Regions from separate parts of the Mus musculus genome. Here regions 2 and 3 are each linked to region 1. The links are chromatin loops, found by intact Hi-C in ENCODE. Cell type or tissue: gastrocnemius. All regions are shown on one strand. Each heading gives the region's core, and the rest is flanking DNA. Links, peaks and the distances in the headings are about the cores only.

Region 1 (5,326 bases), core at 1,645-4,144:
AGGACACAGTTAAGGGCGTGGGAGGATGGAGGGTGTGGCTACAATATCTTGGTGTCTCCAAGGCTAACTGCAAGTTGAAAACAATTAGTTTGATTTTAATTAAATCTTAAATTTCAAGTTGATTTGGAGAACATAAATATATGTTTTCTGTGGCTAACAGCTTTTTAGACAAACATAGCATGTATTTTTTTATATACTGAGTAACTGAAAGACGTGGGGATAGGGTGCTGTAGGCTGTTGCTAAATCATTCTTCGTTCATGTGGAAGAATTCCCTGGGCTTTGGGAAATATATATCTTGAACTACTTAGCTAACTAGATGGCCAGTATACATAAATATTTTAGAGTATTATTTAGTAGATAGTAAGAAAATCAGGCTAAGGACTCACTGCTTCAATTTGTTTTAAACTATTCATATTGACAGTTTAATTATATATTATATATATATAATTTATTTCTTCTTCCTCCTCCTTCTTCTCCTCCTTCTTCTTCTCCTTTTTTTTTTTTTTTTTTTTTTTTGAGACAGGATTTCTCCGTGTAGCCATAGCTGTCCTGGAACTCACTCTGTAGACCAGGCTGGCCTCGAGCTCAGAAATCCGCCTGCCTCTGCCTCCCGAGTGCTGGGATTAAAGGCGTGCAACACCACTGCCCAACTATATTCTTCTTTTGAAGAACCTAACTTTGCTGGTTGTTCTAGAAGTGGAGTGCTCAGGTCTCTGGCCTCACTGCACTCACCGACTTAAGATTCTGGCAGACATTGTGCACATGCTACGGTGCTGAGGTAATGGCTCCTGGTGCGGGGCTGAGGAAGCTGTGAAGAAGGCAGAGTCACAGAAAACAGTGGTGTTAAGTAGCAAAGGGTATGCCGTATTCCGGAGACCATCGGGGCATCTGCTGATGGAACATGATGAGTGAGGGAAGGGAGACCCCAGATTCTGCTGAAGAGTAAGTGTTTACTGAGAGGGTGGGTGGGTCTAGCCTGTAGTATGTGTTTGCCGAGAGGGTGAATGGGCCTTGCCTGCTACAGCTGTGATTCTGTCAGGTCCTTATAAACAAAAGGGAACAAAACCTCTACATGATGATGATGAATAAGGGGATGGTGCCCAATCTGGTCAGTTGAAGCTCTATAGTGTCTCACTTGGGTATCCAGACTTGAAGCCATGTTATTCCAGGCAAACACACAGGGGCCTGCTGTGTGGTTCAGGATACTGACTAGTCTATATTGGGAGTCCTTAGAGTTACCGTGTGTGTGTGTGTGTGTGTGTGTGTGTGTGTGTGTGTGTGTGTGTGTGTGTGTATGCGTGTGCACTGGCTATATCACACGTATGTTGAGGCCAGAGGTTGACATCAATGCCTTCCTCAGTTGCTCTCCACTTAGTTTTCTGACAAGGTCTCTCACTGAACCCGGAGCTTCCTGAGTTGCCGGCTGCCCAGTGGTCCACAGAAGTCCACAGGTTCTGTCTTCCCAGTCCTGGGATTCAGGTACACAACACTGTGTGCACCCTGAGCCTCTCCCAGCCTTCTGTTTGCATGGCAGGCTCTTTACTGACTAAACTCTGTCTCCAGACCTTGAAGACCTGTCTTGATATTAAGTAAATTTTTCCCCTATTAGTCTCCTCAGAGTTAATAGAGTGAAGATTGGAAAAAGCTCAGATTTGAGTGGGATCCTTCAGGAAAGTGTAAAGGGACTGAGGGCTGACAGGGGCAGAGGTTGCAGGAGTGCAGATGAGTAATGACATTGTAAAGCTTTGCATGTAAGCTTTCTTCTCTCTTCTTTTCTTTTCTTAAATTTTATTTATTTGTGTGTGTGTGTGTGTGCAAGTGTGCACACGTGCATGCTTGTGCACCACACCTGTCATTGTGTGAGTGTGAAGGTCTGGGGACAGTTTGCAGCATTTCTTTCCACCCTGTAGGTCCTGGGGACTGAGCTGACATCTTCAGATGTTTAGGATTTACCTGTATTTACCAGGTTTTTAGACCTGGTCTTTCATTTACAGAAGAGAAGGGTATTTATTTAAACGTTTAAAATACTTTTCATATGTGTGAATGCTTTGCCTTAGTGTATATCTGTGCACCATGTGTGTGTATATTAGGTGCCTGTGAAGGCCAGAAGCTGCAGTCACAGGCTGTTGTGAGCTGCCCTGTGGGAGCCGAAGCTAGATCTTCTGGAGGAGTCGCCTGTGCGCTCAACCGCTGACCCATCTCTCTTGCCACCTACAAGTCTTATTTTTGAACATTGAAACACAATATGGCATGACTTATGCATATAAAATATCCCTCAAGTATGTGTTCATTGTAATTTTTAAAAATAAAAAAATAGATTATGTATATGGGTAGTTTGCCTGTATGTGTTTATCTGAGTGAGATGTGTGTGCCTGGTGCCTGAGCCGGGCAGAAGAGGATGTCAGAATTCCCCAGGAACTGGATGGAGTTCCAGGCAGTTGTAAGATGCCATATAGATGTCGGATTCAAACCCGAGTACTCTGAAAGAGCAGCAAGTGCTTGTACCACTGAGACATCTCTCTAGTCCCTCATGATTGGTTTTTAACATTTATTTTATTTTTATTTATGTGTTCTCTATATTTGGGTCATGTGAGTGCAGGTGCATATGAAGGCCAGAAGAGGGCGCTAGATCCCCTGGAGCTTGGGTTATAGGTAGTTGTAAGCCACATGATCTTATTGCTAAGAATCAAACTCAGGTCCTCTGGGAGAGCAGCAAGCACTTTGGGACTGTCTCACTAGCTCTGGCTGACCTGGAACTTCTTATGTAGACCAACCTGGCTTTGAACTCACAGAGATGCTCATGCCTCAGCCTCCTGAGTGCTGGGATTAAACTAATATACCACCGTGCCTGGCTTATGATATACTTGTGACAGTGAAGTAAAGATAGCTTAGTGGGCTGCACAAACAAGACCTGAGTTCGAATCCCTGGCACCTACATAAAAAAGCTAGATGTGGCTGAAAACACTGTAATTCCAGCACTCTTTGGAGCAGGGACATGTTCATTGGGACTTGTAAATATATGTATATATATTTGTGGTCACACAAATCTAAAAAATTTTCCAGTAGTGTTTTATTTGTATGAACTCTTAAAAATTCTCCTTAAGATGAGTGTCATTTTGTAGATTGTATTTTGGTGTTAAGATATATAGGTTTGCTAAATCTATTCTCCCTCCCTCTCTTTCTTATAACAGAGCTGCATTAGACTTCCCACGCATAGTCTTTATGCAGGTAATTTTTATGACAGTTATTGAATAAATTTGTTGCTTGTAGCTTGAAACAACAAAATGTACTTAGATGAATAAAAAGTACCTTTATTGAAATCCCCGCAGTGAAAATAATTTTGAAACTGCAATTTGAAGCTCTATTCTGTTCCTCCCTTTTCCTATTATAGTCTTGATTTTAGTGTCTCTATTTGAAAGCCCAAGGCTCCCTGGTTCTGTAATCATCCTGGGATTATAGCCTGTGATTTGGTGTTTTTATCAGTGATTTGGTGTTAATTTTGACTAGCACTAGCATTGTGCAAGGGAGCACATTTCCTTGTCCTTCCATGAACAATCATAGAAAATAGTCAAAAATAATTTTTTGGCAATTTAAGAGGAGGTACAGATTTTTTTTTCAATTTTATCCATTTCTTCACTTAAAAACTTTGGCTTTTTAAAAAAAATACACTTCCTGTGTATAATTGCCACTCTTCACGAATGTTTTTGTCTTTATTTTCTGTTATAGAAGCAGTGCATCTTTTTAAAGTATATAAAACCCTATCGATATATTTAGGATTCTATCATCCCTTCTTGCAAACACTCCCCCAGTGTACCATCCGCCTCTTAACTGTAACTTAGCCTTTTCCTTTACACGTTGGAGATTTTCACTCCTATGTATGTGTCTGTGTGAGTGTGTGCTTCTGTGTGTTCATGTACCCGAGGAGTTGTGACCTGCCTGGCCTGACAGGGACTGGACTCAAGCTTGGGTTCTTTGGAAGAACAGCAAGGGCCTTCCCTGCTGAGCCAGCTCTGCAGCCCCTGGCTTTGTTGTTTTTTTGGTTTTTGTTTATTGTCTTGTCACCTCCCACCTGTCTCTCGGTCTCACTGTCAAGGGCAAAAGTCTCTTGCTTTTCTCCTTCCATGTAGACTCTTCTTTTATTACGAGGCACAGGCGATCTTACCGTGATGCCGGATGTGGCTTGTAGAATTGACCTGGAGGGTGAAGGGTATGAGTTCTGGCCTTGGCTGGTTCCGTTACGTCACTGAACATCCCATCCGGTCAGACAAGTTTGGAATACTCGGTGACTCTGGAATAGCTTCTTCCTTCCTTCCTTTCTTTCTTTCTTTCTTTCTTTCTTTCTTTCTTTCTTTCTTTCTTTCTTTCTTTCTTTCTTTCTTTCTTTCTTTCTTTCTTTCTTCCTTCCTTCCTTCCTTCCTTCCTTCCTTCCTTCCTTCCTTCCTTCCTTCCTTCCTTCCTTCCTTCCTCCCTCCCTCCCTCTCTCTCTCTCTCTCTCTCTCTTTCTTTCTTTCTTTTTTTAAGTTTATTATTTTGTTTTATGTGTATGGGTGTTTTGCTTCTGTATATGTCTGTACAACAAGTGTTCCTGGCATCAGAGGAGGCTAGACGAAGGGATCAGATCTCCTTGATGTAGGTGCTGAGACTAGAACCCAGGTCTTTTAGAACAACAGTCAGTGCGCTTAACCACCCAGCCATCTCTCCAATCTGAGTCTTTCTTAAGATGCATTGGTGGCCCCCAAGTTTATACAGATCAAGGAAACAGAACCTTCTGACTCTTTGTATAAATTTGATCTCAAGTGACTTATTTATTTATTTATTTATTTAATGTATATGAGTACGCTGTAGCTGTCTTCAGACACACCAGAAGAGGGCAGAGGATCCCATTATTGATGGTTGTGAGCCACCATGTGGTTGCTGGGACTTGAACTCAGGACCTCTGGAAGAACAGTCAGTGCTCTTAACTACTGAGCCATCTCTCCAGCCCCTCAGGTGACTTCTATACGTGTCACAAAGCCTTATCAAAAGATTTCAGGGTAAACATTTGTCTATACGTGAGAGGATAACATTGACATTTGTCAAGGTCAGACCTTCAGTGGATATACAGGCTGCTAGGGTTTTTATGTTGTAAAAAATAAATAAATTAAAACAAAATCCAGGACTAAAAACCTCCCAGTTTCTATTAAGTTTCTAAGCATATTATTTTTCAACTAAATTCAGTTTATTTATCTTTTTTTTTTTTTTAACTCCTGCTTTTGTTGAGCAAAACTGAATGTTTTCTTTTGTGGAGACAGGCTCTGTCATTGAGGAAATCCATTCTAATCCTTA
Region 2 (5,326 bases), core at 1,275-3,774, 160 kb before region 1:
AAAAGGCTGTGGGCTCATAAGGCAGCTCTACTGACTTCAGGCAGAGTCTCTGTTTCCCCTTGTACTTGCTTGAGTTCTCTGACACTGTAGATCAGGCAGAGGACAAACAGGCTGAGTGTCCGGCATCTTCTGTAGAGGAAATACATGAACAAAACAAACACAGCTCAGGGTCAGTGGTCCCTGGGCTTGGCAGGTAGCTAGCTTCGTGGCCATATCTCCCTGTGGGTTTCACTTTCTTCATCTGTAAGATGTGTGACTGAGACTCCGTCAGTTTACAATAGGGAGAGAGCGGAGAGTGACAGGGAACACACATTTGTCCTATGAGTTGAGCATTGCCCAGTAGGACACACTTTCCCTTCCAGAGAGAGTGCTGCAGCCAGGTACTCGGGTATCGCAAATGGCCTGAGAGATGAGGGTATTCTACATGATGCTTGTGTGCCTCGCTTTGGCTATCAGACTGTTGGAACAATGGACCCCCAAGAAGTTGATTTCCCACCGCCAGTCTGCCCACTTTGCTCTCTCCATTAACGTGTTTTATTCAGAGCCCTAATGGCAAATGCTTTCCATGTTATTATATGAGATTGCCAGGTAAATAGAGATGTTTACTTCAAACAGGGAAATTTACAATACACTCCACTAATGGCTTGGGATGGAGAAAAAAGTTGAACCAGAGACATAAAACTACACTCCCCCCATACTTTTCAGGGCTTTGCAGGTTTCTATGGCATAAGGAGGGGTAAGCTCCCACCATCTCCCTTTAAAGGTAATTTGGGATTTGCACAATGTTTTTAATGATCCCGGAATTGTGTTTAAAACCCTACAAATTCCAGGCAGACGCTGTACCACCAGGCAGATGCTGTACCACCAACCATGTCCCCAGCCCTCTCCTCTGTCATGTTTGCCTTTGAAAGAGGCTTTCACTACGTTGTCCAGGCTGACTTTGAACTCCCTCCCTCACCCAGAAAGGCATGACAGAGTCACACACGTGCACATGGATACTGTTATGACGCTTGCCTTCCTGTTGTTCTAGGAGGACTCTTGTCAAAGAAGCACACTGTGTGCCTGCTGTGTAAGGCTCTGCCCTCATTCTAGTTGGGTGGGGAAGATACAGCAGATAATAACAAATAAAGACCAATGCTTTTATGGGATAATCCTTGAAAAAGAATAAGCAGAGTTGTACCACAGGGGATAACAGAGGCTGGGGAAGGCTGGAAACTGGAAACTGGTAGAAACACATCAGAACGTAAGATCCCATAGGCAAATGACATGAGTACAGGGTCTATATACCTGGCGCTGAGCCCAAGCCTCATTCTGCAGAAGAACTCCTTGGACAGGAATTGCTTCTGGAACTCAGGTGTGCTGGCTCACGCCTGCAAGCCCACCCCTGAGGAAGCCGAGAGAGGAGGATTTCCATGATTTTAAAGCCTGTTCCTGGGCTACACGACAAATACCAGACCAACCTGGGTTATGGTGTCAGTGTCCAAAGACGGCAGGGAGGGGCCCTAGAGAAATGGCTCAGCAGTTGAGAGTGTTTTCTGTTCTTGTGGATGACCTGGGTTCAGACACCCACATTAAACAGCTCATGACTACCTGTAACTCCAGTTCCAGAGGACCTAATACCACCTTCTGGCCTCTACAGATACCGGGTACACATGTAGTGCAAATAAACTCATGAAAACACACACACACACATACACACACACACACACACACACACACACACACACACAGAGAGAGAGAGAGAGAGAGAGAGAGAGAGAGAGAAAGAGAGAGAGAGAGAGAGAGAAAGAGAGAGAGAGAGAGAGAAATTTTGAAAAGAAAAAAATGCTTCTCTAGGCAGGATCTATAGGCAGAATGGAGCTGCTCACAGGATGGACCAGTCTGAGGCTCCCACAGAGAAGTTGCCTTTTAACTTGTCAGCCTTCCCTTCTTCCCCTCAGGTCACCCCTTGAATATCTGTCTCTAATTGTGAATACTGGCCTGTAAGGGGCTTTTTCTTCTGGTCATAACAGAATGCTGCCTGGATGTTGCCCTGTAGCCATGACAACCAGAGCAGTATAATACAGAAGTAGCCAGATCTCTGGGGGGATGATCATGGCACCACCTCCTAGGGAGGGTCAGAAGATGCTCCCCTGTATTTCAGCCCTCACTCCCTTCCCTAGCCCCAAGGGAACTTGGGGGATGCTAAAGAATATGGAAGTGAAAGGTTGATCAAAGGCAGGACTCCACGATGCAGCCTCCATGAGGTCAATACCCATGATGGGTTGGGTCTTTTGTGGTGATATGTCTGTTTGGAGCCACCTACTCTCCTGTAAGTAACCCATTACCTGTGCTCTGCAGGAAAGGCCAAAACAAACAAACAACCAAACAACCAAACCAAATCAAATCAAATCAAACCAAACAAACAACCCCCCCCCCCAAAAAAAAAGAAAAAAAAGAAAGAAAACCCAACAACACTGAGCTCACCAAGCTGGATTTTGGGAAATCATATTTTGACCTTGCGCTGGTGCCTTTCTGGAGTGCCTGGACATGGGTTTACATTTTTCCAGGAAAAGCTATTAAGACACAAAGCCCTTGGGAGGCTACAGGATGACTCTCAGACCAGTGGGATCAGATCGGGAGTTTTCTTGGTTTTTCTTTCTTTGGGCACAAGGGGGCAGCAGAGCTCTGAATTTAGCAGGCTTCAGGATCAACATGGCCAGGAAGAGTCTTCCTCCCCGCTTCCTTTGCCAGACCACTCACTCCTTGCTTAATGCCTCTTGTCCTCCTAGATCCCAAGCCCTGAATGGGATAATCAGGAAGAGGAAGGGTGCAGGCAGCACAGAAATGCGCCCTTCACTCCAGCATGCGCAGTAGTGACTTCCCCTGCCTCCACAGCGGGGGCCCAGGACACTTCATCTCCCTCTGGGAGGGACGAGATACCAGAGCACAGTCACACCAGATGACCTTTGCAAGAGAAAGTTTTTTCAGCCCTCAAACCTCCCGAAGACCAGAGATTTGGGGCAAGCCAAGCCCAGTGGGCAAGGCATACCCAGGCCATTCTATTCTGCAATCATTAAGGCCAGAGCAAGTATGCTGTCCTTTGTGAGGGATGGAAAGCCTAGTGGTGGCTGGTGATGGGAGGGTTCAGGCAAGGAGCCAGGCAGTGTGAGCAAGAGCTTAAAGTCAAGAAACCATGTGGGCGCTGAGAGAGTTCCAGTTCAAAGAGGCAAGCCCTTAGTGTTGCAACCAAGAATAGACTCGTGCCCCCACGAGCTGGCTAAGCGCCTCTTTGGCCAGTTGAAAGCGCTTTCCAAACAACTTGGTACATTTCCATGCGTGCTTTTGGAAAGCTGACTCTGCAGGCAAGGGGCAGCAGGGATTGGAGGCAGGGAAGGAGAATTGGAGGCCAGGAAATGGATTTTAAAGCGGTCTTTTTCCTTGCGTGGGTGGTGGATCCATTTCTCTGTGCCCAGATAAGCATTTCTTCTGCAAACTGTGAACCAATAGACCAACACTGATGAAGGTGGCTGAACTGATTAGACATGCCTGTACCTCACCCAAACTTAACACGGTTTTTAGAAGCAAAAACTGCAATCGGAAAAAAAAATGCTTAATTAGGGTCCATCAAAATTAGGTTTCTGATGGAGTCAATCTGAGTAGGCAGACAGGCCAAAGGAAATTCTTGCAACAGATACAAACCAGTGGCCGATCCTGGCTAGAAGAGACAGAGAAGGTTTGCAGTTCCAGCAACAACAAGATAAGCAAAGACCAAAAGGACTGAAGGTGTGGCTGGGAAGTTAACAGAGGAGATTTCCACAGCAAGTGAGAATGGATTTTTGGCAGAGAGTATTTAACTTTTTCTTTACTTGTGAGAAGGGACTGGAGGGGGGTGGAGGCCAGAGCAGCTCCCAGCCTCCTTGTCCTAAGGGATCAGTGGATGGCCTTGCTTGGGCCAGATTCTGCAACCTTCTGATCCATCCCCATTTTTCTCTCCTTTTCTAATGCCCCAACTCTGGGATCCTGGCTGATCAAAGAGCCATACAAGAGAAGAAATCTGAGTGTCGAATGGCCACAGGCTGCCTCCCAAACCTCCACCCACTCACTGGGGGGGGGGGGGGAGAGAACACAAATGAGCATTTATTTTGTGAAGCCTGTGATCTGTGATCTTCAAGGCTCATCACATTGTTTAGCTTAACTCACTGACATGCAGGCTTAGCTGCAGTCAAATTTCTCAGAGAAAAGCAAAAAGCATTAAAGTGTATGTAGAATAGAGGCTGGGGAAGTGTAGTGACATAGCAGCTGGTAGGGATATGCTCCCTGTGCCCTGGACCATCCGCTGCCCAACCCTACTTGTCCTTGGGGTCGCAGATGAAATGTCATGGAATCAATGGCACATACTCCAGGAGCAGGTCATGAATGCTGCAGTACACTTGTCTGAATGATGCCGCAAGCTCCTTTAATACCCTCCACCCATGCCCCATTGGTCCCAAGAAAGCATCTCTTTCAAACAGCAGTTCTCAATTGGCTGGCATTGTTTGCATCAGCAATCCTTGGTCTCTCAGGTTTCAATTAGGTCCTCCTGTAAGAGTTGCCTTTGCAGCTGCGCGCGCGCGCGCACACACACACACACACACACACACACACACACACACACACACACACACCCCCTTGTTTATACAGAGGCAGCCACCTCCATTCCTTCTACAGGGACATTGACTGGGGTGGTCTGACTGGGTCAATCTGGTGGCTATATTAGGGCTTAACACTTCCTGTCCCGTTAACCTGTCTCACGTAAATGCCTATTTGGGTCCGTGCAGAGGAGACATAGACCTGGGAGACAATCTGAGTGTCCGTGACTGGAGGACTAGCTAGATGGATGGCAGTACAAATCATGGGGGCCTCACAGTGGTGAGAAGCTGCTGACTTTGTGCATGGAGAGACACAAACAAACAAACTGTGGTGCGGGAGTCTACAAGATGACCAATGGTAATGGAGCTTACAATCAAGCATGGTAACCCGAGTTTGATTCCTGGGACCCACAGGGTAGAAGGAGAGAAATGACATTTTCAAGTTGACATCTGACCTCCATACTAGTCACACACACACACACACACACACACACACACACACACACACACACACACCCCACAATGGTTAATGTAATAAAAAAAATCTGTATCTATCTCTCTATATATATGTACATTAAACATCTCAGAATAACTGCCTGTCTGTGTCAGAATGGGATTAGGGGTGGGAAGAGGAAAAAAATCAAGTGTCTGGGTTGAAACTCCATTCTGCAGTTTCTTAGTTCGTGAGCTCCCTGACAGGAGTTTGCAGGATAATC
Region 3 (5,326 bases), core at 1,166-3,665, 100 kb before region 1:
GCTCACAGGGACAACTCTTGGTCTTGGTCCAACTCTTGGTCCTGGTCTACATTCTTCTCAAAGTCACATGGAGTATTTATTTAGACAGGGACTATACTCATCCAGAAAATGCACTTTAGCAAATATAGGAGAATCTGAATTCCACAATCTCAGCTTTTAGACCACAATGAACTTAAACTAGCAATCAAGAAAAGAAAAACAGCTGGAAAATCCCAAAGTTAAAAACACAAAGTTCCATGACTTACTCTCAAGAGAATTTTTAAAAAATCAAACTGAATGAAAATATAACCTACCAACTTACATGGGATGCATCAAGAACAGTACTAAGAGGAAGATCTGTGTTAGGGAAAACTGGGGTGGTAATCTAAATCCTACAATTAAGCTTTTGCCTCTGGAAACTAGGAAAAGAGAAAAATAAATTCAAAGTAGGTAGAACAAAAGTAAAAAAAAAATGATAGCACCATTAACAAGAACTATCATGGGCCACTGCCTACAAACATGATGACCAAGAGGACACTGACTCATTCCTTAGAAACCAGTCTGTCAAGATTCACTCAAGAAAAAAAATGGACACTCTGAAATGGGCTCATATCTACAAAGGAAATTTAATCAATAGACAACAGACTATGTTACGAAAGAGTCCATTGGTGAATTCTACCAAATTTAAAGAGGAAATTTTACCAAATGTCCTAAATACTTTCCCAGAAGCCAGAAGCAGAGGGGAAAGTTCCTCATGTGCTCTATCATCCATCATCACCTTAGTAGCAGAGCCAGACAAAGGCCTTACACAAATATAAAACTATTAACCATGGTCAGCCATGGAAGACAGATGTAAAAACCACATTTTGAAAAACGAAAGCCAACAACAACAACAAAAAAAGATTATGTACCATGGCCAAATGAGATTTATCCCAGTTATGCAAAGCTGCTTCAACATTTATACATCAGTCCATCATATCAACAGGGGAAAGGGGAAAAGAGTCATATCACCATATTAATAGATTCATAGCAAATGGATAATGAGAAAAACTTTTAGCAGATAGGACTAGAGGAAAAGGTCTTTAACTTGATCCTGTCTATAAAAACCCTACAGATTAATATCTTACTTAATGGCGAGAAACTAGCCTTGTTCACACTACAGTGTGAATACCACGTAGGCATCCAAATGTGAAGAAAGCAGTCGTGATACAATTCCTTGGCTCTTTCTAAATGTAACCTGAAGTAGATCTCAGAGCAAATGTAAAACTACAATGCAACACAAGAGGAAGTCTGGGTGACCTTGAATTTGCCTTGACGGAAGTGACATAGAACGCACCGATGACGGGAGCAACCTGTGTGACCACTCCATTCATTTCGAGATCTCACATGGCTCTTTGTTCTTCTCTCTCCAAAGCATGGCAAACTCCATTCTCCTTTCTTGTGTATCCAGGGGCCTGGAAGTCCTGCCTATACCTTCTGCCCAGCAACTGGCCCATGGCTTTCTTTACTGATAAATCAAGAACAGATTGGGGAATAGGACTTTAGCATCAGAGCTGCACCCTACAATGGGGGACCCTTAGAACTCAACAAGAAGAAGCAACCCAATTAAAAATGAGCCAAGGGGCTTAAGCTGTCGATCCTCAAAGAGCACAGATGACAGCAAATAACTAGAAAGGATGCTCCACACTATGTCATTGGGAAATGAAAACTAGAACAGCAGTGAGCAGAGCCCAAATCCAGAACCTAGGACCCCACTGGCATACAAGGTGGATGGATGGCAGTGAGCATTCTCTGTCGGAGCTGGCAGGCATGAGAGGGCCAAGTCATTTACAAGAGAATCAGCAAGCTACAACTACTCTTAGCAGGTGAGTAGTGCCAGCAACTGCACTCTGGCCTTTACCCCATGAGGAAAACGAGTATCCATATAAAATTCTGCACATGGGTGTTTATGGCACTTTTTTTTTTTTATCATTTCCTACACTTGGAAGTAACCAGGGTATTCCTCAGTAGATCACTAGATAAAGACATTTTAGTATTTCTGGGTAATGGGGGAAAACTAAAACATATACTACTGTTTTTGGGTGTAGATTACAGGTAAAGCACTTGCTTAGCACGTTTGAGACCTGGTGTTTAATACACACCCCCAACACACAAACCACACACAACCACACACACACACACAAACACACACACACACACACACACACACACACACACACACACACACACACCATATATAAATTACTAAATTGAAGACACTAATCGGAAAAGGCTATATCCTATATAATTCCAAATATTTATGTTTCTAGAGAAGGTAAAGTATGGTTGCTTTCTCCCTCTGCCTTGGAGATGTCTTTCCCCAAGTGGCCACAAGATGGCTGCCAGTAGCTTTCGGTAATCAGGCACACTTTCACCTACTGAAGATGAAAGGTCCCTAGATTGGTTTGTAAGGAAGAATAAGGACACTCTCTTCCAGAATCCTGAGAAAACATGTTTGTCATCTACATTCGTGGGTCCTGTGCTTTTCCTTCATCAGCCACAAGTAGGAGGGCTGTGCCAGTTGCTCATTTCTAGACCTGAGTGTGGAGTCAGCCTTCATGAAGACTTCCCTCTGTCTCACAAATCTCAGAGGCCAGAGAGATGGCTCAGCAGGTGAAGAATGGTCCCACCAAGGCTGATGGCCTGGATTTAATCCCTGAGACATACATTGTCCTCTGACCTCCATATGCTTGCTGTGGCCCATGTGTCTTCCCATCACCTAGCCCCAAATAAATAAATGTCTCTTTCTATAATTAAAGAAACTGTCCAAGAAAAGTATCCCCAGTTTCTTTCTGTTTTGCATGGTCCACTCCCCTCACCACCTGCCAAGAAACGTATGTAGCAGATGTGCAGCTCAGTCTTCATATGGTCTTCCTGTGCGTCCCCCAACAACTGGAGAGTAGCGGGGGATTGTCCCTAAATCTGTTGCCTATCTGTGGAATCATGTCCTCTAACTGAGCAGCCTTGTCTGGGCTCAATGGGAGAGGATGCGTCTAGTCCCGCAGAAACTTGATGTGCCAGAGTGGGGTGATACCCAGGAGGAGCCTCCCCCTTCTCAGGGGAGGAGGGAAGGGGTTGGGGGACTGTGCGAGGTGGGGACCAAGAGGAGGGGGGCTGCGATCGTGATGTAAAATAAATAATTAAGTAATTAAATAAAGTAAAACATCCCTGTTAAAATTTATAGTATGAAATCTAAAGGTGGCAATATTTTCTAATCCAGAGAGCTCCCAAATAATTGGGTCAGAGGCCAATTTATAGTATGAAATTTAAAGGTCGCAATATTTTCTAATCCAGATAGTTCCCAAATAATTGGGTCAGAGGCCTATTGATTTATAAACAATAATAACAACAAAAAAGTCCCACTGTGTGAGGGAGGGAAGGACAGTCATTGTAATCAGGATGCTGAATTGAGGAACTGGGTGTCTCGTGTTCAGATCAGCACACTTCCTCTGGAGAGAATCACTTCCTCTTTTCCTTTCTCTGACCTTACAGGACGAGACTTAGAGGTAAAGAGGCAAAAGTGTAGGGGAAGTCCAACCCTGTCTAGTTCTGGAGATGTGCTTATTGTCTGCTTGCCTCTAGGAGCTGACAGGTGCACCTCCTGTGAAGGACCAGTGCGCATGCGTAGAGTTCCTATGTCTTTTTCTTCCTCTGTCAAAAGTAAGCCATCTGATTAAGGCTGCCTACTGATGATGTGCTTTGGTCTCTCCAAATGGCAACTCCAGCTAAAAAGAACTTATGTCTTGGGCTAGCAAGACGGCCTCATGACTAAAGACATGCCTGCTGCCAAGACTGATATCCTGAGTCCAGTCCCTGGGACCCACATAATGAAAGTAGAAAACCAATTCCCTCAAAACACACACATACACACCCCACCACCACCACCACCACCACACAGTTGAGGAGAAAAATACCAGGGGTTGGGGAGAATGATTTGAAAATATTAATTTAAAAAAGGGAAAGAAAAGAAAAGAAAAGAAAAGAAAAAAAAAGAAAAGAAAAGAAGGAAGAAGAAGGAGGAGGAGGAGGAGGTGGTCATGTCTTGAGTCTGCCCCTACTCTACTGGCTCTTCACTTTGCCCCATTGCTTTCACCCACCCATACCTTAGCCCCGGAATGATCTTTGTGTCCACTGCTGTACTGTCACTCTCAGGTGACAACTGTGACATGATGATCATCACTCAAATTTGAAGTTCTAGTCCTAAGGTTTCATTTACTTATCTTATTTCATTCTTATCTCTCCTCTTCCATATCTTTTTTATTTCATCTTTTAAAGTTTTAGCCTAGGTTGGCTTCAAATTCATGGTGATCTTCCTGCCTCAGGCCCTGAACATGTTCACCTTTCTGTTTTTCAAGACAAAATACTATTTTAATAGCCTCTCTTAAAAAGTGTGTCTGAGCCAAGCACCAAGGCACATATTTCAATCCCAGCATTCAGAAGGCAGGGGCAGGGGCAGGGGCAGGGGCAGGGGCAGGGGCAGGGGCAGGGGCAGGGGAGGCAGAGGAGGCAGAGGAGGCAGAGGAGGCAGAGGAGGCAGAGGAGGCAGAGGCAGAGGCAGAGGCATCTCTGTGAGTTCATGGCCAGTCTGATCAACATAGTAAGTTTCAGGACAACCAGAACTACATAGAGAGGCCCTGTCTAAAACATTAAAACAATGCATGTCTGAAATTCTACCACAATTGAGACACACACACACACAAACACACATACACACAGAGACACACATATATGTATATGCATCAATATACATGTTTCTCTCTCTACACACACACAAATGAGAGAGAGAGAGAGAGAAAGAGAGAGAGAGAAAGGAAGGAGGAAGAGGAGGAAGAGGAGGAAGAGGAAGAGAGAGGAGAGAGAAACTGTGATTCTTTGTATAACTTTAGCTGTCATGTAACTAACTCTGTAGACCAGGCTGTCCTTGAACTCAGAGATCCACCTCTACCTCCCAAGTGTTGGGATTAAAGGTATGCACCACCACACCTGGCTTGTACTGATATATTTTTGTACTGTTATATTTTTAAGCACTGGAAACAATATACAAAAGACCTGTTTGCTCTTAATGGCCAACCCAAACATAAAAAGTCAAAGAACAAGGAGGCCTGTAGATTGAGTTTATCCCTTGTATTTAACAAAAGAGCAAAACAAAACCAATAACAACAAGCCTCTGCAGTTTGTTGCCTATACCTGATGGAAGGCTGAAGTGGCCAGGATAAACAATCTCAAATAACAGTCAATCCCCTGCCTCTGAATTGGGGTCCACAGGGAAGTTTCCCCAAATTTGGAGAAAATAGTAAGGGTATGTGTT

The links. Hi-C counts contacts between places; a loop is a spot of excess contacts. Peaks named below come from ENCODE experiments on the same cell type or tissue, not always from the same donor. Only the 100,000 strongest peaks of a DNase experiment are listed, where the experiment ranks them.
Region 2: it touches region 1 in a loop (2.2-fold over the local background); 10 of 42 quality-filtered maps call a loop at or near these places.
Region 3: it touches region 1 in a loop (2.2-fold over the local background); 23 of 42 quality-filtered maps call a loop at or near these places.

What each region holds. Positions count from the first base shown.
Region 1 is chr9:48,456,421-48,461,746 of GRCm38, reverse strand. All of the region lies in intron 4 of Gm39335 (a long non-coding RNA gene), which reads right to left. It overlaps Gm39334 (a long non-coding RNA gene), which reads left to right and starts at 493. Exons shown (of 2, transcript XR_870723.3): 1 at 493-1,480; 2 at 2,092-2,328. In gastrocnemius, for the core only: a CTCF peak has its summit at 2,625 (motif pointing right); no DNase peak of the experiment used is centred there.
Region 2 is chr9:48,616,218-48,621,543 of GRCm38, reverse strand. No RefSeq gene overlaps it. Among named protein-coding and RNA genes, the nearest start is that of Nnmt, 14 kb to the right of the region's middle. In gastrocnemius, for the core only: a CTCF peak has its summit at 2,649 (motif pointing right); DNase peaks (open chromatin) are centred at 2,666 and 3,245; H3K4me3 peaks cover 975 bases; H3K27ac peaks cover 1,191 bases.
Region 3 is chr9:48,557,032-48,562,357 of GRCm38, reverse strand. It overlaps a transcript of Nnmt not described here. Among named protein-coding and RNA genes, the nearest start is that of Nnmt, 45 kb to the left of the region's middle. In gastrocnemius, for the core only: a CTCF peak has its summit at 2,348 (motif pointing right); a DNase peak (open chromatin) is centred at 2,353.